5 separate regions of the Homo sapiens genome follow, and all the other regions are linked to region 1. Evidence: read pairs that join two places in POLR2A ChIA-PET (ENCODE). Cell type or tissue: GM12878. All regions are shown on one strand. Links, peaks and the distances in the headings refer to the core of each region. The heading gives the core; the rest is flanking DNA.

What was found. Peaks named below come from ENCODE experiments on the same cell type or tissue, not always from the same donor. Only the 100,000 strongest peaks of a DNase experiment are listed, where the experiment ranks them.
Region 2: POLR2A ChIA-PET joins it to region 1 with 8 read pairs; 9 of 35 experiments call an interaction of 5 or more read pairs at or near these places.
Region 3: POLR2A ChIA-PET joins it to region 1 with 7 read pairs; 3 of 35 experiments call an interaction of 5 or more read pairs at or near these places.
Region 4: POLR2A ChIA-PET joins it to region 1 with 6 read pairs; 4 of 35 experiments call an interaction of 5 or more read pairs at or near these places.
Region 5: POLR2A ChIA-PET joins it to region 1 with 5 read pairs; 1 of 35 experiments calls an interaction of 5 or more read pairs at or near these places.

Annotation. Positions count from the first base shown.
Region 1 is chr12:118,203,091-118,207,757 of GRCh38, forward strand. All of the region lies in intron 11 of TAOK3 (TAO kinase 3), which reads right to left. Among named protein-coding and RNA genes, the nearest start is that of PEBP1, 69 kb to the left of the region's middle. In GM12878, for the core only: no CTCF peak of the experiment used is centred there; DNase peaks (open chromatin) are centred at 2,384 and 2,991; H3K27ac peaks cover 844 bases.
Region 2 is chr12:118,367,224-118,371,890 of GRCh38, forward strand. The region is part of intron 1 of TAOK3 (TAO kinase 3); the gene reads right to left. Among named protein-coding and RNA genes, the nearest start is that of TAOK3, 3.4 kb to the right of the region's middle. RefSeq lists a silencer at 4,524-4,613. In GM12878, for the core only: no CTCF peak of the experiment used is centred there; no DNase peak of the experiment used is centred there; H3K4me3 peaks cover 1,007 bases; H3K27ac peaks cover 588 bases.
Region 3 is chr12:118,325,248-118,329,914 of GRCh38, forward strand. The region is part of intron 1 of TAOK3 (TAO kinase 3); the gene reads right to left. Among named protein-coding and RNA genes, the nearest start is that of TAOK3, 45 kb to the right of the region's middle. In GM12878, for the core only: no CTCF peak of the experiment used is centred there; a DNase peak (open chromatin) is centred at 2,752; H3K27ac peaks cover 585 bases.
Region 4 is chr12:118,355,003-118,359,669 of GRCh38, forward strand. The region is part of intron 1 of TAOK3 (TAO kinase 3); the gene reads right to left. Among named protein-coding and RNA genes, the nearest start is that of TAOK3, 16 kb to the right of the region's middle. In GM12878, for the core only: a CTCF peak has its summit at 2,913; DNase peaks (open chromatin) are centred at 2,579 and 4,066; H3K4me3 peaks cover 3,481 bases; H3K27ac peaks cover 2,670 bases.
Region 5 is chr12:120,107,945-120,112,611 of GRCh38, forward strand. It overlaps RAB35 (RAB35, member RAS oncogene family), which reads right to left. Exons shown (of 6, transcript NM_006861.7): 2 at 473-523. Among named protein-coding and RNA genes, the nearest start is that of RAB35, 6.5 kb to the right of the region's middle. RefSeq lists enhancers at 1,469-1,988, 1,989-2,506, 2,347-2,456, 2,507-3,026, 2,947-2,996 and 1 more. In GM12878, for the core only: a CTCF peak has its summit at 2,853; a DNase peak (open chromatin) is centred at 2,717; H3K4me3 peaks cover 2,405 bases; H3K27ac peaks cover 1,870 bases.

The DNA of each region.
Region 1 (4,667 bases), core at 315-4,314:
TTATTATAACTTGCCTCAATCCTCACCCCCATACACACTATCCCTTGAAAAACAGACTTGTGAATATTTTGTTCTCTATTTCTGTGGCCGTATAGTGTATGCTTGAAAATATGCCAGTTGTTCAATTTATCCAGAGGTCAAAATTCTGGCAACTTCATTTCCCCAATTAAAAAAAAGGGTCTCTGAGGAGTGAAAACAACTGCCCTAAAGTCCATAAATTAATCTTGATATAAACATCCCTCACTTTCAATATTATTAATGATTGTTACATAATCTGGTTTCCTAGTTTCTCAGCCCATAGCAGGTTAGACAGAGAATAAGAATGGAGAAGTAAGCCTGGCGCGGTGGCTCACGCCTATAATCCAACACTTTGGGAGGCTGAGGCGGGTGGATTACTGGAGATCAGGAGTTCAAGACCAGCCTGGCCAACATGGTGAAACCCTTTCTCTACTAAAAATACAAAATTAACTGGGCATGGTGACGTGCATCTGTAATCCCAGCTACTCGGGATGCTGAGGCAGCAGAATTGCTTGAACCTGGGAGGCAGAAGTTACGGTAAGCTGAGATCACACCATTGCACTCCAGCCTGGGCAAAAAGAGTGAAACTCCATCTCAAAAAAAAAAAAAAAAGAGTGAGGAGTAAAGGATTGAGGACTGGGAAAGGTAGGGTTACCACCTGTTGTAAAAAGAAGTAGCTTTTGTAAGTTCTCTGACAGCTTGAGAGTAGAGAAACAGAGAGAAATTTCATGACTAACAGACCTATCAACCAAACAAATAATAATAAAACAGGTTTGTGGGCTATTTTGCAAAAGGGCAAATGCCCCTTATATAGCCCCTTTTATGCCTCAAGAGTTCACGAAACACTGTTTCTGAGCCCTCAAGAAGTGACATTAGGCTGGGCGTGGTGGCTCACATCTGTAATCCCAGCACTTTGGAAGGCCGAGGCAGGCTGATCACTTGAGGTCAGGAGTTTGAGACTAGCCTGGCCAACATGGTGAAACCCCGTCTCTACTAAAAACACAAAAAATTAGCTGGGCATTGTGATGCATGCCTGTAATCCCAGCAAGCCAGGAGGCTGAGGCAGGAGAATGGCTTGAATCTGGGAGGCAGAGGTTGCAGTGAGCCGAGATTGCACCACAGCACTCTAGCCTGGGTGACAGAATGGAAAAAAAAAAAAAAAAGACATTATTTTTTAAAGGCAAAAGTTCAGTTATGTGGAAAATTTACTTATGTAAAATTGTAATTTGAAGACATTGGGAAAATGAGATATAATGTAGTGGGCCTTAGCTGATGAAATGAATTTAATTTCTTTATAATTTAAACAGATAAAAAATAATAGGGCCCTTGTGAGAAAACAATCTATATGTCTTGTGGTTCTGCATTCTGACTCTCTTAGAGGAATTGTGGTTTTTGCTGTTGCTTTTATAAAATACCTCTTCCTAGGTAGAGTCCTTTTTGAATAAAAAACATCATTCCCAGAAGCAAGTGTAGCCTGCACATTTCAAGGATGAGAAAGAAAGGAAGAAAGTATTATCATTTTCCTCCTCTAGTGCTTACAATTATAAAGAGCTAATCGGTTTTTAGTAAACTTAAAGCTATGACTTAACATCATAGAATTTTAGAACGGGAATGCCTCTTAGAAAACTTTCTGTTTCAAGGCTGGGCATGGTGGCTCATTCCTGTAATCCCGGAACTTTGGGAGGCCAAGGCGGGCAGATCACCTGAGACTAAGAGTTCAAGAGCTGCCTGGCCAACATGGCAAACCCCCATCTCTACTAAAAACACCAAAATTAGGGACCGGGCATGGTGGCTCACAACTGTAATCCCAGCACTTGGGGAGGCCGAGGCAGGGGGATCACATGAGGTCAGGAGTATCAAAGACCAGCTTGGCCAACATGATGAAACTCCGTCTCTACTAAAAATACAAAAATTAGCAGGGCATGTTGGCACGTGCCTGTAGTCCCAGCTACTCGGGAGGCTGAGGCAGGAGAATTGCTTGAACTTGGGAGAAGGAGGCTGAAGTGAGCCGAGATCATGCCACTGCACTCCAGCCTAGGTGATAGAGTGAGACTCTGTTTAAAAAAAATAAAAATAATAAATAAGAAGTAAAAATAAAAAATACCAAAATTAGCCAGGCGTGGTAGTGCCCGCCTATAGTCCCAGGTACTCGGGAGGCTGAGGCACGAGAATCAATTGAGTCTGGGAGACAGATCTTGCAATGAGCCGAGATCAGGCCACTGCACTCCAGCCTGGGTGACATAGAAAGACTCTGTCTCAAAAAAAAAAAAAGAAAGAAAATTTTTCTTTTTCAAAGTGAGAAAATTTGGGCCCTGAGAAGTTAGGTGATTTCCATAGCTAATTAGTAGAAGAGCTACGGCTGCAACTCAGGCTTTAAAAATTTTTTTCTGCCAGGGGTGTGGGTGGTGGTGGTTATTTTCTGGTGTCCTACTACCATAATTATCTTTCTAAAATACAGGTATGATCATTCATTGCAACAGATACTACATGTCATTCCCCCATTCCAACTTCTTTTTTTTTGAGACAAAGTCTTACTCTATCACCCAGGCTAGAGTGCAGTGGTGCAATCTCAGCTCGCTGCAAACTCTGCCTCCCAGGTTCAAGTGATTCTTGTGCCTCAGCCTCCCCAGTAGCTGGGATTACAGGCGTGCACCATTACGCCCAACTACTTTTTGTATTTTTAGTAGAGATGGGGTTTCACTATGTTGGCCAGGCTGGTCTCAAACTCCTGACCTTAGGTGATCCACCCACCTCAGCCTCCCAAAGTGCTGGGATTACAGGCATGAGCCACAGCTTTCAGACCCAATCTCTCTCTCTCTCTTTTTTTTTTTTTTGCCTTACTTGAAGCACTAGGAAGTAAAGGAACTGAACCCAAGCCTTCTTTGTGGTTACAGATCACTAAGTGACTAAGTTCTGGCCAGTGAGAGGTAGGCAGAAGTTCTCAAGGAAGGTTTTATTTTCTAGAATAAAAAGGCAAGACACATGAGGACAAGGTGTTTTACCCTTTGTTCTCTCTCCTTCTTCCTGCCTGGAATGAAAACTTGAGTCATGGCAATGTAGCAGCCATTTTATGACAAAGACAATAAAAGCTACATGCTAAGGATGGTGAAGTAGAAAGAGAGAAAGAGCTTGGGTCGATGACGACATTGTTGAGCTGCTTAGAGCTTTGGACTGCTTACGCCACTTCCTTTTCCAATGTCCTGGACTTCCTATTACATGAGATAAACTCTTACCTGTTTAAACCTTTTACAAACAGATACACTCTACATCTTAATATCTCACTGTCTCTTAGATAAAGTGTAGCCTTTTACAGCCAGGTTCCTGCTTGTATTTCTAGGTTTAAATCTAGTCATTGCTACTCCTCCTTCCTACACAATTCTAGGTACATTCTAGGTAATTCTAAACCCGTGCATACCTTTCACACCTCTAGGCCTTTGCCTTCACATCTCTATGTTCTCTCTGCCTGCAATCCCATCTCCTCATTGTTTTTTTTTATTTTTATTTTTTGGGACAGAGTCTTGCTGTGTCGCCAGGCTGGAGTGCAGTGGCGCCATCTCAGCTCACCGCAACCTCCACCTCCCGGGTTCAAGCAATTCCCCTGTTTCAGCCTCCCAAGTAGCTGGGATTACAGGCATGCACCACCATTTCCAGCTAATTTTTTGTATTTTAATAGAGATGGGGTTTCACCATGTTGGCCAAGATGGTCTCAATCTCCTGACCTCGTGATCTGCCCACCTCAGCCTCCAAAAGTGCTGGGATTACAGGCGTGAGCCACTGCACCCGGCCTCCTCATTGTTTTTAAAAGCCCACTGTTCTCCAAACCCCTACAACTGGAATGCCCTCGGACTCTTTTAAAAGGACAATTTTATTGTTCTCAAAAATATGTTTACTTTCAACACTCAAATAACACAGAAAAATGTATAAAAAAAGAAAATCGGCCAGGCACGGTGGGTCATGCCTGTAATCCCAGCACCTTGGGAGGCCGAGGAGGGTGGATCATCTGAGGTCAGGAGTTCGAGACCAGCCTGACCAACATGGAGAAACCCTGTCTCTACTAAAAATAGAAAATTAGCCGGGCGTGGTGGCACATGCCTGTAATCCCAGCTACTAGGGAGGGCGAGGCAGGAGAATCGCTTGAACCAGGGAGGCAGAGGTTGCCATGAGCCGAGATCGTGCCATTGCACTCCAGCATGGGCAACAAGAGCGAAACTCCGTCTCAGGAAAAAAAAAAAAAAAAGAAAGAAAATCACCCGAAATTCTACCATCTCGAAATAAATACATAAATATTAAGTTACAGAATATCATTTTAGACATGTCCCTTTCTTTCTCTCAGAACAATGAATAACTAGAAATCATTTTACATGGGAATCTGATTATACAAGCTAATTTTATGTATAATCGATTTAATTAAGGTATATTTGAATTTAACAGGATTAGAAGAGACTGAATTAAAACGATTGCATAGGCTGTATGCAGTGGCTCATGCCTGTAATCCCAGCACTTTGGGAGGCTGAGGCGGGTGGATTACTTGAGGTCAGGAGTTTGAGACCAGCCTGGCCAACAGGGTGAAACCCTGTGTCCACTAAAAATAGAAAAACTAGCCAGACATGGTGGCGTGTGCCTGTAATCCCAGCTGCTCAGGAGGCTGG
Region 2 (4,667 bases), core at 198-4,197, 160 kb after region 1:
CCCTTTAACTTGCAAATTAGAAATAACTTAGAAAGATTTTAAATATAATTCAATATCCCTAACAAATCTCAATTCAGACAGGAAAAAAATGTATTATGTTGATTTATAAAGCAGGTAACTTTAATAACGTATGTCTGGAACAAAATTTATCAATTTAATTCTATCAGTTATTACTAAAATTTGAAATAGTTTTTTTTTTTTTTTAATTTGGTGCTTGTAGCTTGGAAATGAGGGAGATCACATTTTGGCCCATAAATTCAACATAACTAATCTATAATTATAGGTGTATAGATAAATATCACTTATGTTTCTTTTACTTAGCTGAGCCTAAGAAACAGTAAAAAAACTTTTAACATAGCTTACAAATAATAAAGCAACCAATTAAATGGGTGATAAAGCTAAATTGTCACAAATTAAATTCCCTATGCTGATATGCAATCTTATAATATCCTACAACTTAAAAATATGAATTCAAAAACTATACATTACTGAAAAGTCATCTTTTTTCGGAGAGTCACAAAATCCTCCCTCCCTCTCTCCCTTCTATTTTTTTTTGGCGGGGGGTGGGGAGAGCGAGGGAAGAAATGAAAACTAGGGAAAAAATTATTTTAAAAAAAGGGGCACTTAATTAAGACTCTAATTTTTAAAAAAGTACCAACAGTTTTCATCTATTCCCCTATGCTACTGATAGCAACAAATATGAATACCGGCCGGCAATGAAAATGTTTATTCAGGTTGGCTTAAACATTACACCAAATTAGATATCAAGGTAGTCTCTAAGATTACAATAGTTTGCCTGTATACGACTCCAGTAGTATAGAAAGTGTAAAATGTGTTATTGTATATATTGGGAAGTATTTGCATCCTGCTAAACAAAGACTGAAAACAGTTTGAGAACCAAAAAGACCTTGCAATGTGTGGCTGCTGTAAGCCTTCATACGGAACTGTAAGGCTCCATCTTAACGACTTTTGGTTATTATTATTATTTTTTGAGACGGAGTCTCGCTCTGTCGCCCAGGCTGGAGTGCGAGGGCGCTATTTTGGATCACTGCAAGCTCCGCCTCCCGGATTCGAGCGATTCTCCTGCCTCAGCCTCCCGGGTAGCTGGAATTACAGGCGCCTGCCACCACGCCCCGGCTAATGTTTGTATTTTTAGTAGAGACGGGTTTTCACCACGTTGGTTAGGCTGGTCTCGAATTCCTGACTTCAGGTGATTCACCCGCCTTGGCCTTCCAAAGTGCTGGGATTACAGGCGTGAGCCACCGCGCCCGGCCTGGTTATTTTTTTTTAACAGAAAATAGGCCGGGAGCGGTGGCTCACGCCTGTAATCCCAGCACTTAGAGAAGCTGAGGTGGGTGGATCATTTGAGGTCAGGAGTTCTAGATCAGCCTGGCCACCGTGGTGAAAAACCGCTTCTAATAAAAATACAAACATTAGCCGGGTGTGGTGGCGCACGCCTGTAATCCCAGCTACCCGGGAGGCTGAGGCAGGAGAATCGCTGGAACCAGGGAGGCGGAGGTTGCAGTGAGCCGAAATCGTGCCCCTGCACTCCAGCCTGGGCGACAGAGCGAGACTCTGTCTCAAACAAAAAAAATAAAAATAAAAGTAAAATGAAAAAAAAAAAGAAAATAAAAAGTTTAAATAAACAAAAGGGCTGAGGATAGTGGGTTTATGCCTGTAATCCCAGCACTTTGGCAGGTGGAGGCGGATGGATCACTTGAGCTCAGGAGATTGAGACCAGCCTGGGCAATGTTGTGAAATCCCATCTCTACTAAAAATAGAAAAAAAAAAAAAAAAAAAGAAGAAGAAGAAGAAAAAGCCAGGCGTGATGGTATTTGCCTGTGGTCCCAGCTACTCAGGAGGCTGAGGCAAGAGGATCGCTTGATCTTGGGAGGCAGAGGCTGCAGTGAGAGAATATCCCGCCACTGCACTCCAACCTGGGTGACAGAGCTACATACACCCTGTCTCAAATAAATTAAATAAATAAATAAGCAAGTCAAGGTACAATGATTTCATATATTTATAGCTTCTCGTAGTATAGTTTTAGTTTTTTGAAACAAATGAAAAAATTTTTCACAGAATCCCTACCTACTCTCCTAACCCCCCAGGGAATGAAGTTATTATAGGCCTTTACTATCACTACAAATTCTACTGCAAAGAATCTCTCTTTAACGTCTCTGGATCAATACCATAATATAATGTGGTTGAAATGACTGCTTTAGTAATCACTTAGGGGAGTATCAGAGCACTTTCTTTTCTTACAAGGAAATAAATTTAATGTTTTGTCTTAAGAAACAACCATTTGTACCAGTCAGAAATGAGCTAACAAATATGGTGAAAGCATATCTGCTCAAATATTTCTATTACTTTGTAGAACTATTGATATTGAGATTCTCAATCCTTCCACAGGCCATTTCATACATTATATGCATTGCAAAATGAATATATGCCTGTTCTAAATACCCTTTTGAGTTAACCGACCTTATTTTTACTTGAATTCGATCTAGCATTCTGGAAAAATAAATTTAATGTAAAAAAAAATACACTCAATACATCTTAAATATAGTGTCTCATATTTTAAATCTGTATTTGCTGTTGTTGTTTCTCTCATCTGTATAATTTCTATGTCTCAGGAGAGGACTTCTAGTTAGCGGAATTTTTTTTCTTTTTGAGACGGAGTCCTGCTCTGTCGCCAGGCTGGAGTGCAGTGGCGCGATCTTGGCTCACTGCAACCTCTGACTCCTGAGTTCAAGCGATTCCTCTGCCTCAGCCTCCTGAATAGCTGGCCCTACAGGCACACACCACCACGGCCATCTAATTTTTTGTATTCTAGTAGAGACGGGGTTTCATCATGTTGGCCAGGATGGTCTCCATCTCCTGACCTTGTGATCCGCCTGCCTCGGCCTCCCAAAGTGCTAGGATTACAGGTGTGAGCCACCGCGCCTGGCCATGTTAGTGGAATTTTCATAACCACATCAAGCTGCACACTCTCTGAAGCCATAGAAGAACTGCTCTGTATCAGGTAATGTCAAATAAAATCCCTAAACAGTGCTTCTCCTCTACTTATTATTACCCTGATAAAAATAACTTCAGTAATTTTTGTCTTGGATTTACATAGCAGTTATATGTAAGGCATCTGCATTATATATTTAGGAAATAATACAACATTCCTTTATTCCTCTTAGTTGAAACTGCCTATATTGAACACTGGCAAAAGACTTCTAATAAAACACATTCTAAACCTGAAACAAAGGCGATATCTAAATAACCGACATTACATAGTAATTACATTCCTCACTATTTTCCTAAAACCATCATTTTCGATGTCTGCTTCTATAAAAAAAGAAACCAGTCCAAGAGGTGAGGAGATACAACCTATAAACATTGAAAAGGAGGTTTTAAAAATTCAAATACAAAACTGCTGGGTACAACCATAACAAAGCATGTGCATTCGAGTTTGAAAAGTAGGTAGGGCAGTATTAACATATCCTAAGTACTGTGAACAACTAGCCTGATCATTAGTTTAATTTTCACATCCCTCAGAGTAGGAGGCTGTCCCCCAACTCCCACCCCCTATTGCTTCCCACTATTTGTTTCAACCTTTTAATAGATACACTTGCCTCCCACCAGGACACACAGTGTCTGGTTTAAATAGGTTTATCTCTCTCCTTAGCTTGTCCTGGAATTACGCCTAAAGCTCAATCCTGGCAGCTTTTAGGATAAGAAATCTAATTGGAAAGAGCTCTTAGTTTTGCGACTCCAAAACCTCTTTTGAAAATTTAGTTTGACCTTCCAACTATCTCCAACAGATCAAAGTTAAACAGTCCAGATTCCAAACCTAGTATAGTTCCTTTAAATCTGCATTGTAAACATTGATACTGATATGCTGCCAAATCTAAAAAAGTTTCTTAGCTCCTTGAGCTAAAATGAAAAACCAGTAGTCCAGGAAAACGCAAGGGTCTATCAAAGAAATATTCTTATTAATCTAAAACACGGGTCTCCAAAAGGATCCCTGTCCCTTTCAACTTCTTGTGGAGGGGGAAGTGGGGGAGGTTTGAAGAAGCCCCTTCCAACTTTTCACCTGACCTTTTCATTAAGATCAGGAAGCCCCTCGCTTTCAAGACATCCACATCAGACTCTAAGGAACGAATGCGAAGCCAGCGGGCCAGTGAGAAGAGGTCAGGCCGCGCAGGTCTCTTGATCATTCCAAGATCTTTGTCCTGCAGCCAGCCCCACCAGCCCCTCCAGCTCCTCCAGCCCATGCGTTTCACTTCAGAGATGTTTCATGACATAATCCGGCTCCGGAGTCCCCCGGAGTCCCGGGGGCTCACACTCCACCCTCAGGGAGGTCGCTGATGCCAGACCCTGGGAGCACCTCCCCGCTCCACTCGTCTGCGCTGCAGCCGGTTCCTATTTGCCCGACGCCGCGACTGCGACCCAGGCTCCCCGCCGCAGCCGTTCTTGGGGGGGCTCCCGCAACTCAGCGGGCGCGACCCCCCGCCCGCTCCCTCGCTGCTCACGCCGGGCCCCCGCTATGTGACTGGGGGCCCGACCCGCACCCATGGGGCACCGCTCCTCCCTCGGGGTCCGCGCCTGCACCCGACGCTCAAAGCCCCTCTCGGAGTCCCACGCTCGCATGCGCTGTCCCGAGCCCTCTGGGGGTCCCC
Region 3 (4,667 bases), core at 365-4,364, 120 kb after region 1:
ATTTCTGGATCGTATGGTAGTTCTGCTTTTAGTTGTTTGAGGAACCTCCATACTATTCTCCATAGTGGCTGTACTAATTTACATTTCCATCAACAGTGTACGAGGGTTCTCCTTTCTTTACATTCTTGCCAGCATTCATTATTGCCTGTCTTTTGGGTGAAAGTCATTTTAACTGGGATGAGATAATATCTCATTGTAGTTTTGATCTGCATTTCTCTGATGATTGATTAATGATGCTGGGCATTTTTTCATATACCTGTTGGCCATTTTTATGTCTTCTTTTGAGAAATGTCTATTCAGATCTTTTGCCCATTTTAAAATCAGATTTTTTCTCTTGAGTTTTTTGAGCTCCTTATACATTCTGGGTATTAATCCTTGTCAGATAGGTAGTTTGCCAATATTTTCTCCCATTCTGTGGGTTGTCTCTTTATTTATTTATTTATTTTCTTTGAGATAGAGTCTCGCTGTCTCGCCCAGGCTGGAGTGCAGTAGCATGATCTCGGCTCACTGCAACGTCTGCCTCCCAGGTTCAAGCAATTCTCCTGCCTCAGCCTCCCGAGTAGCTGGGAATACAGGTGCCCACCACCATGTCAGCTAATTTTTATATTTTTAGTAGAGGCAGGGGTTTCACTATGCTGGCTAGGCTGGTCTTGAACTCCTGACTTCAAGTGATCTGCAGGCCTTGGCCTCCCAAAATGCTAGCACAACAAGCGTGAGCCACAGCACCCAGCCTGTCTCTTCACTTTGTTGATTGTTTCTTTTGCTCTGGAGAAGCTGTTTAGCTTGATGTGATCCCATTTGTCCATTTTTGCTTTGGTTGCCTGTGCTTCTGCCAGACCAATGTCCTAGACTCAGAGTTTCCCCAATGTTTTCTTTTAGTAGTTTCACAGTTTCAGGTCTTAGATTTAAATCTTTAATCCATCTTGATTTTATTTTTTGTATATGGTTGAGAGATAAGGGTCTAGTTTCATTCTTCTGCATATGGATATCCAGTTTTGCCATTTATTGAAGAGATTATCCTTTCTCCAATGTATTTTCTTGCCACCTTTGTTGAAAATAAGTTGACTGTGGATATGTGAATTTATTTCTGGGTTCTACTGGTCTATGTGTCTATTTTTATGGCAATACCATGCTGTTTTGGTTACTATCGTTCTGTAGTATAATTTGAAGTCAGGTAATGTGATTCCTCCAGTTTTCTTCTTTTTGTTCAGGATGACTTTCGCTATTCTGGCTCTTTAGTGGCTGCATATAAATTGTTTGCATTTTTTATAGAAAAGAAATGACTCTGAATTAAAAACTATCAAATATACATTTTTAATGTATCCAGCATTGTCAGGCACTTAGGATTAATTATAATTTTAATAGCAACCCCTCTACATTACTTAATTTTTGTAATCATGGATATAATTCTACTCATTGGTAATAATAAAAAATAACTTCCTCTTGAATTTTACCAGCACATTAGGCAGTTTATTAGTTCTACTTACAGTTGTCACCATATCAGTTGCTGGTAAAACATTCAGTGCTCTGGTTTTTTTATTATAAAGGTAATACGTGTTCAACAACATTCCAGCGATACAAAGGGGCAGAGATAGAAAATTTTCTTCTGCACTTAGCCTCCCCATTCTGACTCTTCAAAGGTAATAATTACTCCTAAGAAACTATTGTGTATTCTTCAGAAATTTTTCTATAACTATGTATAATGATCATTCCCTTTTTATTACCCAAATGGAGTCACACTTTAATACCAATTTGCAACTTGCTGACATACATCTGCACATATCAGTCTAAATAACTACATGATTATTGCAAAACATCTCTTAATGTTCTTATTTAAAAGACACATTTGGGCTAATTTGGGATCACAGTGATAAAAAATAAGCAAGGAAGCAAAATAACAAAGTTAATCCCTGCATCTGGTTTTAATAATAAAAGCCACTACTAACTCCACCCTATCACCACCATCTACAATATGCTTACTTTGTGCTGGAGGCTTTATGTATATTATATCAAGTAACTCCCACAAGAATCCCAAGATGTAGGCACTATTATCCTACTTTTACAGATGAAGAAGCTGAAGTTCTGAAAATGTTAAGAACTAGAATTAGTGAAAGTTCAATTTCTTAACTTTCTAATCATAGCATGAAAGCTAAAGTTGAAACAAGTTTGAAACACTTATTTATATAATGTAAGTATATTCACTTTGAAAGAAAAACATATATTAAGAAATAATAATAGTGAAGGAAAATGTTTAAACATTCTTATAAATGCTATGTGTAAGCTATTTTGATCTTTTGCCAGAAATACTAAAATCAATCTGTGTTAGACAGAGTTAAGTTCATTCAATATCAAGTCCTTGGAGACTGGTTCTCAAACTCAAGTTTCCTTTCTGGCAGAAGAAGAACTTCTATAAAAATCCTAAAATATAATGTTCATAAATAAGCCTTAGGATTATTGGCATGTAGAATTTCCATTTTATGTCTTCCTGAAAAAGATCTACTTACAGACCACAAACATGATCCTTCTTAATTCCTATTGCTAAATAAAATTTGAAAGGTCCACTTGCTCTGTATCAATTAATTTTAGACCCATTTTGACTGAAAGAGTGACACTATTATATAAAACTGACTATAAAGTTATAATCTTCTGAATCCCAACAGGACCCTTTTTCTTATTTTCAGAAAGCATATGTTTAGACACTAACTTCCACTTACTGAATCAGTCATAAATGTATTGTTCCACATAGTGTTTATATGCAGAACTAAGATCTCCACCGTGTTTCCCCTTTCACGAGTTTATTCAACAGGTACTTTTTTTTTTTTTTGAGACAGAATCTCACTCTGTTGCCCAGGCTGGAGTGCAGTGGTGCGATTTTGGCTCACTGCAACCTGCAACCTCTGCCTCCTGGGTTCAAGTGATTCTCCTACCTCAGCCTCCCGAGTAGCTGGGATTACAGCCACCCGCCACCACGCCTGGCTAATTTTTGTATTTTTAGTAGAGATGGGATTTCACCATGTTGGCCAGGCTGGTCTCGAACTCCTGACCTCTAGTGATCCTTGGCCTCCCAAAGTGTTGGGATTACAGGCATGAGCCACTGCGCCTGGCCTAACAAATACTTATTGAGTTCTTAAAATGACCAGAGTTTGTGCTAGGTAGTAGACAGAAATACGACTAATACAAACGTTACTTTCAGGGAGCTTGCAGTCTATAGAACAAATGTATTAAAGAAACGTACATTTAATTAATTTAATCCTCTACCCCAACTTACATGGCGATGGAGAACATAATCTTACTGTTCTCTCAAGCTCAAAACTCAACAACTAGAGTATAGCAAACTGTATTTTACTATTAAAAAAACAAAAACCACAGTTATTTCAGAAATTCACAGTAATGGTAACATTTTATGCTAATTATTTCCTCTGGGATATGAGTTACAATTTTTCTTCAAGTGGAAGTGGGATCTCTTACTAAAGAATTCATTTTGCCAGTCCCAAATTTAAAATCTAACCAAATAATTGAAACTTTCCACTTGTATAAAGAAGTGCAGTGTTAATCAAGATAACAAGTGGATATTTTGGCATGAGGGATTTATAATGGTTTTTAAATCTGAAAGAAATATGAAAGTAAGTAACTATTTTGCCTGTAATTCTATTCATTCATTCGGCAAATCTATTATGTGCCAGGCTTCATGACAGGTAGCAAAGATATTATCTTGAACATGTTAAGGTCTCTGTCCTCAAAGAGATTGCATCTAGTGAGAAAGCAAGCCTGAAATGCAGGCAATAACAGAATAATGTAGCACACTTAAAGGGTATTTAACCCAGTCTCTTAGGGAAAGGAAGTAAAGAAGTACTAGAGAAGCCAAAAGATATTTGAGGAAGGGGGGCAGTTAATGCAAAAGCCTAGAGACACAGTTCATGACTAATAAACACAACTGACAGACTGGATAAGAGAATATAGATGTTTGGACCTTTAAACTCGCTTTAAACTCTACATGATGTTTCCTGAAAGAAAAGGCATGATAGCCCATTCTACTAGGAATAGTGACTTGGTTGCTAGAGTTTGGATTATTTTCTCCAGAATTAACATGAGAACACACCAGGATTTGTGTCCTGAAGGATACGAATTGCAAAGCAATTCAAACTGATTATCAAACTTTTAAAATCCAACAAAATGTCAAAAATATTATATCCATTTCAGAGTCTAATTAGGAAAGATAAAATGGAGAAAAGGAATAATTTATTAAAATTAATATTAAACATCTGTCAAAACCATCATGAGAAAAAGGACTATATTCTGTATCAAGAGTTATCTTCCATATGTCCCATACTTATGGGGGGGTTGGAAGAGCAAGATTTTTATATCAAAATATAAAGCTTGTTATATTCTATGACTTTGGTTTTTTCTAGGAAGGTCATTCTCTGTGCCCTCTTCTTAAAATGGAAAGTAACATTCAATTAACTACTGCAAAGCTAAATAAAAACAAGGGACATGGAACACAAATACTCCCTTAATTCTGATTATTTCATATATAGATCCATGATAACTTCTGATATAATAGTGGTAAAAACTTAAGATTTGCATAAAGATTTGTATATAGCCACTTCCGCCAGGACTCAGAAATGAAACTCTGGTATAACCAAAAACATAAGGTAGAGCATTGGTTA
Region 4 (4,667 bases), core at 241-4,240, 150 kb after region 1:
TGTGGTGAGCTATGATCGCACCACTGCACTCCAGACTAGGTGGCAAAGTGAGACTCTGTCCCAAAATAAATAAATAAAATAAAACTCATGAATGGTTTATTTCTGCAATTTTCCACTTTAGTATTTTTAGACCACAGTTCACCATGAGTAATTAAAACCACAGAAAGCAAGACAGGATAAGAGGGGACTATTGTATTCAAATATACATGTAAATATCTATGTTCTATTGTCACCAAAACAAAAAAAATTTTTTTAGCTGATCTAAAATCTTAAGACACAGTCCTAACTTTATCTGAGTGGTGTACTCAGAAGAAAACAAACACACTCTGCTGAGAAAATAACATTTTAAGAAATCAACACTTCACCATGTTGTTTCCCGGGCTGTTCCATCAAATTGGGAGGAAATGATCTCAATTGAAACAAAATGAAAAATGTTACTAAAGTGAAATTTGTCAGATTATATAATCATTTTGATGAATAATTATTAAATCTACAGTCGATCCCTGTCTCCTTCTTCCTATCCCCTTGGAATGGGTAGTACACAATGTGGTAAGAGGAAGGGCATAAATAAGATCGGTGGATTTCATCCCTGTGTTCCCTGGTACTTTCTAAATACTTCTATTATTATAACGCTGATTTTATTATCTATACATAATGCCATGTGTTGTTGTATCTCTTTCCATGATCACTTTCTGGTGAAGCTATGAATGAGAACTGAAATATCCAAAAATGGCAAAAATAAGCATAACTATTCTTGCACACTGAGCTCTTCCTTTACAGTGTGTGGCCAAAATTATGCTTTTCATACATTATTTCATTTAATCCTCACAACAATCCTGTGAAGTAGGTATTATAATTATATCAATTTTACAGAAGAAGAAACTGAGGTTTCGGGGAGGTTAAGGGATTTGTGCAAAGTCACAAAGCTAGTAGGTGGCAGACATGTTTATCTGCCACACTCTTATTAAACATTAAACTATCCTGCCAATCCCAAACCTATGTGACAGAAACTGAAAGTAAGAAATACCAGAAACCTGGATATGCTGCTGATCATGTAAAAGAATTAGGGAAGGGCATCAATTCTAAGAATTGTGTGATACAAATGATAGCTTCCTTGACTCACTTCCAACCTTTCCTTGAACTGAAAACATGGCATTCCATTCCTGAAGGAGAATGGGACACTACTATGCACTGGGAATGTAACTGTCCCCTCCCCTCTTTTAGTAGGATAACTTGCATTACTATTTGATGGTATTGACAGGATCTCAATATCTTCTCAATTTGGTCACTTTCTTTTTTTTTTTTTTTTTTTTTTGAGATGGAGTCCGGCTCTGTCGCTCAGGTTGGAGTGCAGTGGCACAATCTCAGCTCACCGCAACCTCCGCCTCCCAGGTTCAAGTGATTCTCATGTCTCAGCCTTCCGAGTAACTGGGATTACAGACTTACACCACCACGCCCAGCTAATTTTTGTATTTTCAGTAGAGACGGGGCTTCACCATGTTGGCCAGGGTGGTCTCAAATTCCTGGCCTCAAGTGATATTCCAACTTCGGCCTCCCAAAGTGCTGGGATTACAGGCGTCAGCAACAATGCCCGGCCTCAATTTGGTCACATTAAAAAAAAATGATATGGCCACGTGCAGTGGCTCACACCTGTAATCCCAGAGTTTTGGGAGGCAGAGGCAGGAGGATCTCTTGAGGCCAGGATTTTGAGACCAACCTAGGCAACACAGCAAGACTCCCTCTTTACAAAAAAAAAGAAACTTTAAAAAATTAGCCAGGCATGGTGGCACATGCCTGTAGTCTCGGCTACTGGGGAGGCTGAGGCAGGAGGATCACTTGAGCTCAGGAGTTCAAGGCAGCAGTGAGCTATGACTGTGCCACTGCACACCAACCTGGGTGACAGGGTGAGACTCTGTCTCTAAATAAACAAGCAAGCTACTACTTAGATCAGCCAGTTTAAGACTAACTAGGTTGGTTGGTAACATAAAAATGATTTCTTAATAGAATATCCAGTGACCCGAGCAACTTGCATAACTCCTACCAGTGAAACTAACCTTTAAAAAATGTTCTCAGTACATGAAATGTATTCATAAGATACTTCTAAAAATAACTCCCCACTGTAATTCCCTCCTTATGCATCTGGGCAGAGATGTCATATTTCCTTCACAAAGCTTCCTTTTATGTTGCAACAGTAAGAATCTCAATTTCAAGCTAAACCAGAACAATCTAGAACTATAAACTTTTTCATAAGACATGATTATTTGTATTAGTATGCTATATTTTATATAAATTGTCCACATGTGATGGGACATCCTTACGTTTTTAACTCAGAACTATTTTTAACTGGAAAACAAAGCAGCTGTAGTTTTAAATTCTGTCATCCTTCCCCCATCTTTTTTCTGCTAACACGTGGCTTTCCACAAAAGGGTCAGTGTGATCTTTGCAGATCAGAGATAAGGAATATAGCCACAATAAACTAGAGAAGGTTAAGCACGTTTTAAGTAATTCAGGAGTTTAAAACTTGTCATCTATGTATAAAACAAGCAAACAGTTATAAGTGGTTAAATAAACATGTACAAATTAATAGGATGGAGTTTGTAACTTCTACTTTTCCCTTCAACGAGTGTCATTTTGGCAGGCAGCCATATAATCTGCAATAATCTGTCATCACGAAGCACCACCCACTTCCTCTGCTTCACCCCCATCCAAGCTATGACTGGGATATTTCTGGACTGCTAATATAACATTCAGACAATCATAAAAGGCCTCTCAATGAAAGCTGAAATTAACATAATTTGTACTTTTAAGTTTTAAACATGCATAAATCTTAAGGAAAAAGAACGTGCTATATGACATCACATTTTAAAGATTATTTGACACTTAAAATTTCCTTTTTCATACATTAGAAAGAATAGCGCCCCCATTAGTAATATCCACTGCAATGCTTCTTAAATGAAAACATCCTATGCATAATTATAAGACTTAATTTACACATTTAACCTGCACAGTATTATGAGTTTGGATATGACAGTCACATGTTAGCCTATGCATTTTATTTAAACCTCATTCCAAGAGACTAGTGAAGTTGGTAAAGAAATTATTAAGGTAGCTTTCCTGATTTATAACATATTTTGCATTAACTTTTTAACATACAAATGATGACATGTCAAAAAAAAAGTATCTGTTTTCCTACTTAAACTAAATTCATTTTATGGACTATAGTAGTCACATAAATTGTTAATAACCGAATGGCCAACATGTTTTATTTTTATACTTTCATAAGTAGCTAACTCTATGTATTAAATTGATTTAAAAAGTTACAAAACAAAATAAATGTGACCAAACCCTCTGACTTTTCTGTCTCTAAATTTGGTATTACATTCAAGAAACAGCTCTGCTTTCTATACTATTTTCCCTTTCTGTGAATGAAGAAAAATAGGAGGCAGGCTTGTTACTTTTAAAGATCTCTAGGATGAATAGTGTGCCACTTGGAGTAGCTTGATTGTAAAATATTGTTTTAAAGTAATAATATCATCCATTAGCATAAACTGTATCCATTTAAGATGACCTTCAGTATATTTCAAGTTTTTTATTTAAAAGACTCTTCCGACAAAATATTGGTATTGTATTTCATGCTCAGCATTTACCTTAGTTATTCAGGAGAAAGAAAAAAATTAAATTTTTTTGAAAAATTGCCACTTTTATTTGTGGAATATCAAACTACAAATTAAATTAAATAGAGCACATGAATCCAATGACTTTTGAGGTTGATTACTCTCAGCTGGACTTTGAGCTAAGGCCATAAATATTTCACATGAAATTCAACAGAGTTTACTCATTTTTTTTAACAGTGTTTAGACACAAACCATATTTATAATCAACATTAAATGTAAAATAAAATACCAATGACACTTACTCACAGTAGATCTCAAACGCATGTCCTATATTTCCAGTTCAACATACTAAAGACTTTAAAAATTCCGTATTTAGCTACAACAATCAATACGATTTCCCCAGAGATGGCTTCATTTAAAAAACTGCCTCTTCCTCACAGGAAAGAAAAAACTGAACTTAAGTTATAAGAACACCCCAGGCTATCAGCACCTTCATCCCGAGAAAGGAAGTTATTACAGACACTTAGTTTTTTAAGTGAGGCTTAAAGAGAGTACTTCCTGGTCAGACAGCTAACGTCAACAGCAATTTATACAGCTTTGCATTTCGACATTTTAGAAAGAACTCTCTAAAAATTTTTCCAGAATTTTCCCCCCAGTACCTACAAAAGAGGAAAACTTGCTCAAGCTAATCTTATGTAAAAATCTATGAAAGTCTATCAATGCTCACCGTTATGGTATCAAGTAGATATCAGAACTGGTTACTATTATTGATAATTATATCAGCTTAAGTTTTAATTATTTTACACTTAGGCACCCTCCACTCTCCCTGCATACTAGAGTAAGGTTTCAAGGAACACAATATTAGAAAGAAAAGAACCAATTTACTTACAGGAGGACAACTCACCATCTCTTGATAATGAAGAAAAGGCAACCATTCTCATTTTAATTTGCAAATTGAAAGTTAATTCTCTTTTAAACTTATGTATTTAAAAATCTTCAAGAAACTTTGTACAATACTAAAAAGGAACTGCAGATAAAAACAGCGTGATCTGG
Region 5 (4,667 bases), core at 383-4,382, 1.9 Mb after region 1:
GAAGTCAGGCACGATGTAACAGCAGCGTCAGTGCACCATGTGGTGCCTTCAAGCACAGAAAGCCCACCGCACTCAGATGAACCACAAAGGCCTGCATGTGGAGCGCAGAAAGAAATCAGAAAGACACACGCTGACCACAGGCTGCCAGGGAGGCATAGGGGGCAGGAGCAGGGACTGTGTCCCGGGTGGCACCATAGACGCTGTTATGGGAACCTTCCTGTTTGGACCATGGGTGGGAAAATGATGGGCCAGCCAAAGGGTTTTCGTGAGCAGGTGCATTAGACAGACCACAGAGGCTTCTGACAGAAGCGCCACAAGGTCCTAAGCCCCACTCCATCTTCTTCCCTCCTCTGGCAACCAGAATGAGACAGTTCCCAACATCAGGCAGAGGCAACTCTGTTTGGTGCCAGGGAGGGGATGTCAACAAACAAACAAAAACGACACCCCAGCAGCACTGCAGGGGAGGACTCACCTGAGAAAGTGTTGTCTGCAAAACGCAACAGTAAACTGCTCTTGCCCACACCTGCAAGAGAGAAAGCACTGCGATGAGGGGGGCAGGTGGGTCCCCTCCCCGCAGCCCCAGCCCTTCTTCCGGGAGAGGATGCCTCAGTCCCAACTCTTAAGAAGCTCGGTGGGACCCAGCTCACTTCTCAATGCTCTTTCCACCTCCCTGAGCGGCCACACACCAAGAACATCTCTTCCACTCGATCCCTGACCTTTTCCTTCGTCCTTGTGTAAGACAAGCTGCTCCCAAATCCCCTGGGGGAGAGATGAGAAAGGGACTGGTGCCCAGGCCCTAGGCTGAGGGCTGGCCCAAAGGGAGATGCCAGACGACAAAGCAGAATGAAGGTCAACCACACGAAACGGCCCCCAAGTGCGTCTACAACATGGTCCCTAGAAAAGTGCACAGCACGTTGTAGCACATCAGTTAGGGAGCCGCCCAAAATGAAGAGCTGTAGAGCGGGAAAGGACCCTTGAGATCATCAGGGCTATTTTGCAGGTGAGGAAACCAAGGCCCACATAGCTAGAACTCAATGGCTACCATCTTTCTGGCTGATGTCCCCGCCGGGTGGGCTGGTGGAGTGGAGGGTCTGCCTTATACCCATCAGGGCAGCAGCCCACATGTGCTCAGACCATGCACCAGCCACAGCAGCTCCTGGCTGCTTAGAGCACAAACATGTACACATCTGGCCTCCCCCACTTTTTTTGTAAAGAAATGGGGTTTCAGGCCAGGCGCGGTGGCTCATGCCTGTAATCCCAGCACTTTGGGAGGCCGAGGCAGGCGGATCACCTGAGGTCGGGAGTTCAAGACCAGCCTGACCAATATGGAGAAACCCCGTCTCTACTAAAAATACAAAATTAGCTGGGCGTGGTGGCACATGCCTGTAATCCCAGCTACTCGGGAGACTGAGGCAGGAGAAGCACTTGAACCCGGGAGGCGGAGGTTGCAGTGAGCTGAGATCATGCCACTGCACTCCAGCCTGGGCAACAAGAGCGAAACTCTGTCTCAAAAAAAAAAAAATGGGGTTTCATTCAGTCACTCAGGCTGGAGTACAATGGTGCAATCATGTCTCACCACAGCCTCCAACTCCTAGGCTCAAGTGATCCTCTGACCTCAGCCTCCCGAGTAGCTGGGACCACATGTGCATACCATCATGCCCAGCTAATTTTTTTATTTTTAGTAGGGACAGAGTCTGGCTACGTTGCCCAGGCTTTTTTTTTTTTTTTTTTTAATCTTTTGTAGAGACGAGGTCTTGCTATGTTGCCCAAGTTGGTCTCAAACTTCTGGCCTCAAGCAACCCTCCCGCCTGGGCCTCCCAAAGCGCTGGGATTACAGGCATGAGCCACTGCGCCTGGACCTCTCCCCTTGACTTCAACTCACAGTGCTTTCAGCCTGCCAAGTACACCTGTTCCATGTCCTCCTATCCTGTCCCCAATCTCCAACACCCCTGAGGCCAGCCAAGTTAATTGACCACAAAGAATTCACATGCATCGGGCTGTGTGTGTGGTGAGCCCTTGGATGCCTCTTTGATTATAATTCTGGCCACATCTCTTGAGATGAGGAACCTCAGGCCCAGAGTGGCCGGCCTAAGTGCCTCTGTGAGCAGCAGTAAAGCTGAGATCTGCATCCAGGCCGGACTCCTCCAGAGTGCTAACACTCCTCCCAATACACATTGCTGGGAGTCTTGCGTCTGGTTCAGGAAGTTTGGAAAAAATGACCTGTGGGGGCTCCAACATCTCACTCCTGTTAGATTTTTAATGAAAATGCCACGAAAGCTATGAAACCCCCTGAAACAAAGTGCAGATTTGAGCCTAGGTGTCTGTTCATGGGAGAAGCCCACAGCATTTTTTTTTTTTTTGGAGAGATAGGGCCTTACTCTGTCTCTCAGGCTGGAGGGCAGTGGTGCGATCATAACTCACTCTAACCTTGAAATCCCCAAGTACTACAGGTGTTCGCCACCACACCCAGCAAACTCTTTAAAAATTTTTTGTAGAGATGGCCTCTCACTATATTGCCCAGGCTGGTCTCAAACTCCTGGCCTCAAGCAATCTGCCCGCTTCTGCCTCCCAAGGTGCTGGGCTAACAGGCCTGAGCCACTGCATTTGGCTCCACAATTTTAATAGATTCTCAAGAAGGGCACTGCCTCCACCTGCACTCTACCAAGTAACCAAAGCGGAAAACCACTGTCGCAGTTGTATTTCCCTAAGCCTAACCCCAGCATCCTCTCTGGGCAATCCTCTAAAGATCTCTTCTGGGAGCTTCTCCTGGTGAGTGAGCTGCCCCACGATGCCCAGAAGAACTTGTTTCACTGAGTAAGCCTGGGTCCTACTTTCCTAAAGACAGGCCAGGGTGAGGCTCTCCTGGGCAGGCAGACGCTGCTCAGCCTGGGCCTGCAGGGCTCATGCTCAGGGCCACTTCCTCCTTGCTCCGCCGTGAGGCTTCCTGCTGAGCTCAAGGAGAGCCCGAGTCCCGGGTTGGGTCCTTCACGGCGCTGTGCCCAACACCAGCACCCCACTGGCCTCGCCGCCTCCTCTGCTTCCTCCTGGAGCCTTCTGGGTCCAGCTTACTCAGCTAAAAGCTTGAGTCTGGGAGTTCCTCTAGGACAGAGCCCTCGCCTCACCCGCCCTGTGCATTCACAGTGCTGTAAGCCAGGCCCAGCACTTAGTAGGTGCCAACCAAACACTGCTTAATGAATTTCTGCCTAAACGAACGCCCGCCACACTGACAGCTCTGCTATCCAGCGCTCCCACTGCAGCACAGCAGGCGCCTAAGCAGGGGTTTCCAAACTTCTGCAGGGCAGCAGAATCCTTTTCTTCATCCAAGCTTTACCCAAATCCCATGTGTAAAACAGCTCTCTCTGCAATGACACAGCAGTATCCCCTCCAGCTTGGCCTCTCCAGGTCCCCATACTGTCCCCAGGCGTCTCGGCAGAGCAGTTAAAAGCCACTAGGCTGGCCAGGCGCAGTGGCTCACACCCGTAATCCCAGCACTTTGGGAGGCCGAGGTGGGCAGATCACGAGGTCAAGAGATCGAGACCATCCTGGCCAACATGATGAACACCCCACCTCTAGTAAAAATACAAAAATTAGCCGGGCGTGGTGGTGCGTGCCTGTAATCCCAGCTACTCGGGAGGCTGAGGCAGGAGAATCGCCTGAACCCAGGAGGCGGAGGTTGCAGCGAACTGAGATCGTGTCACTGCACTCCAGCCTGGGCGACAGAGCGAGACTCCATCTCAAAAAAAAAAAGCCACTAGGCTGCAGAAAGACCACAACCATCACCACATTATCTGCTGCTTTGGACCTGACACCAACCTCTGACACTGCTCTCCCTTTGAGAGGAACAGAAACCCACCCCAAGAAACACTACCTCCTAAATATCCCTGGAAGAGGCTTCCTCGGAAACACAAGCTGCAGCCATTACCCCACACCATCAGTGTCAGGGCAGGAGCAGAGGGCACCCACCAACCTTCACCACAGCCACCCCCGAGGCTGCCCAAGGGCACATCAGCATGACCCCAACCAGTCCAGCCTGTCATTCTTTTTTTTTTTTTTTTAAATGGAGTCTCACTCTGTCGCCCAGGCTGGAGTACGGTGGCGCGATCTTGGCTGCAACCTCCACCTCCCAGATTCAAGCGATTCTCTTGCCTCAGCCTCCGGAGTAGCTGGGATTACAGGCGCCCGCCATCACGCCCAGCTAATTTTTTGTATTGTTTGTAGGGACAGGGTTTCACCACATTGGCCAAGCTGGTCTCGAGCTCCTGACCTCAAGTGATCCGCCTGCCTCGGCCTCCCAAAGTGCTGGGATTATAGGAGTGAGCTACTGCTCCCGGCCTTTTACCCCTGGCTGCTGTATCTGGTCCTCACCACGCAAGCCACACACATGTCTTCCCTTCCTCCTGCTCCTGCCTGGGCTATGGCCCCCTCACTCCTCTCTGCTTCAGTTCAACCTCTTGAAGAGCCCTGACCTTTCAGTGAACTGTTCTCGATATTTTTTTTTTTTTTTGAAACAGGATCTTGCTCTGTTGCTCAGGCTAAAGTGCAGCAGCGTGATCATAGCTCATTGCAGTCTCAACCTCCCAGACTCAAGAGATCCTCCCACCTCAGCCTCCCAAGTAGCTGAGACCACAGGCGTGCACCACCATGCCCTGCTAATTTTCTTCTTTTTG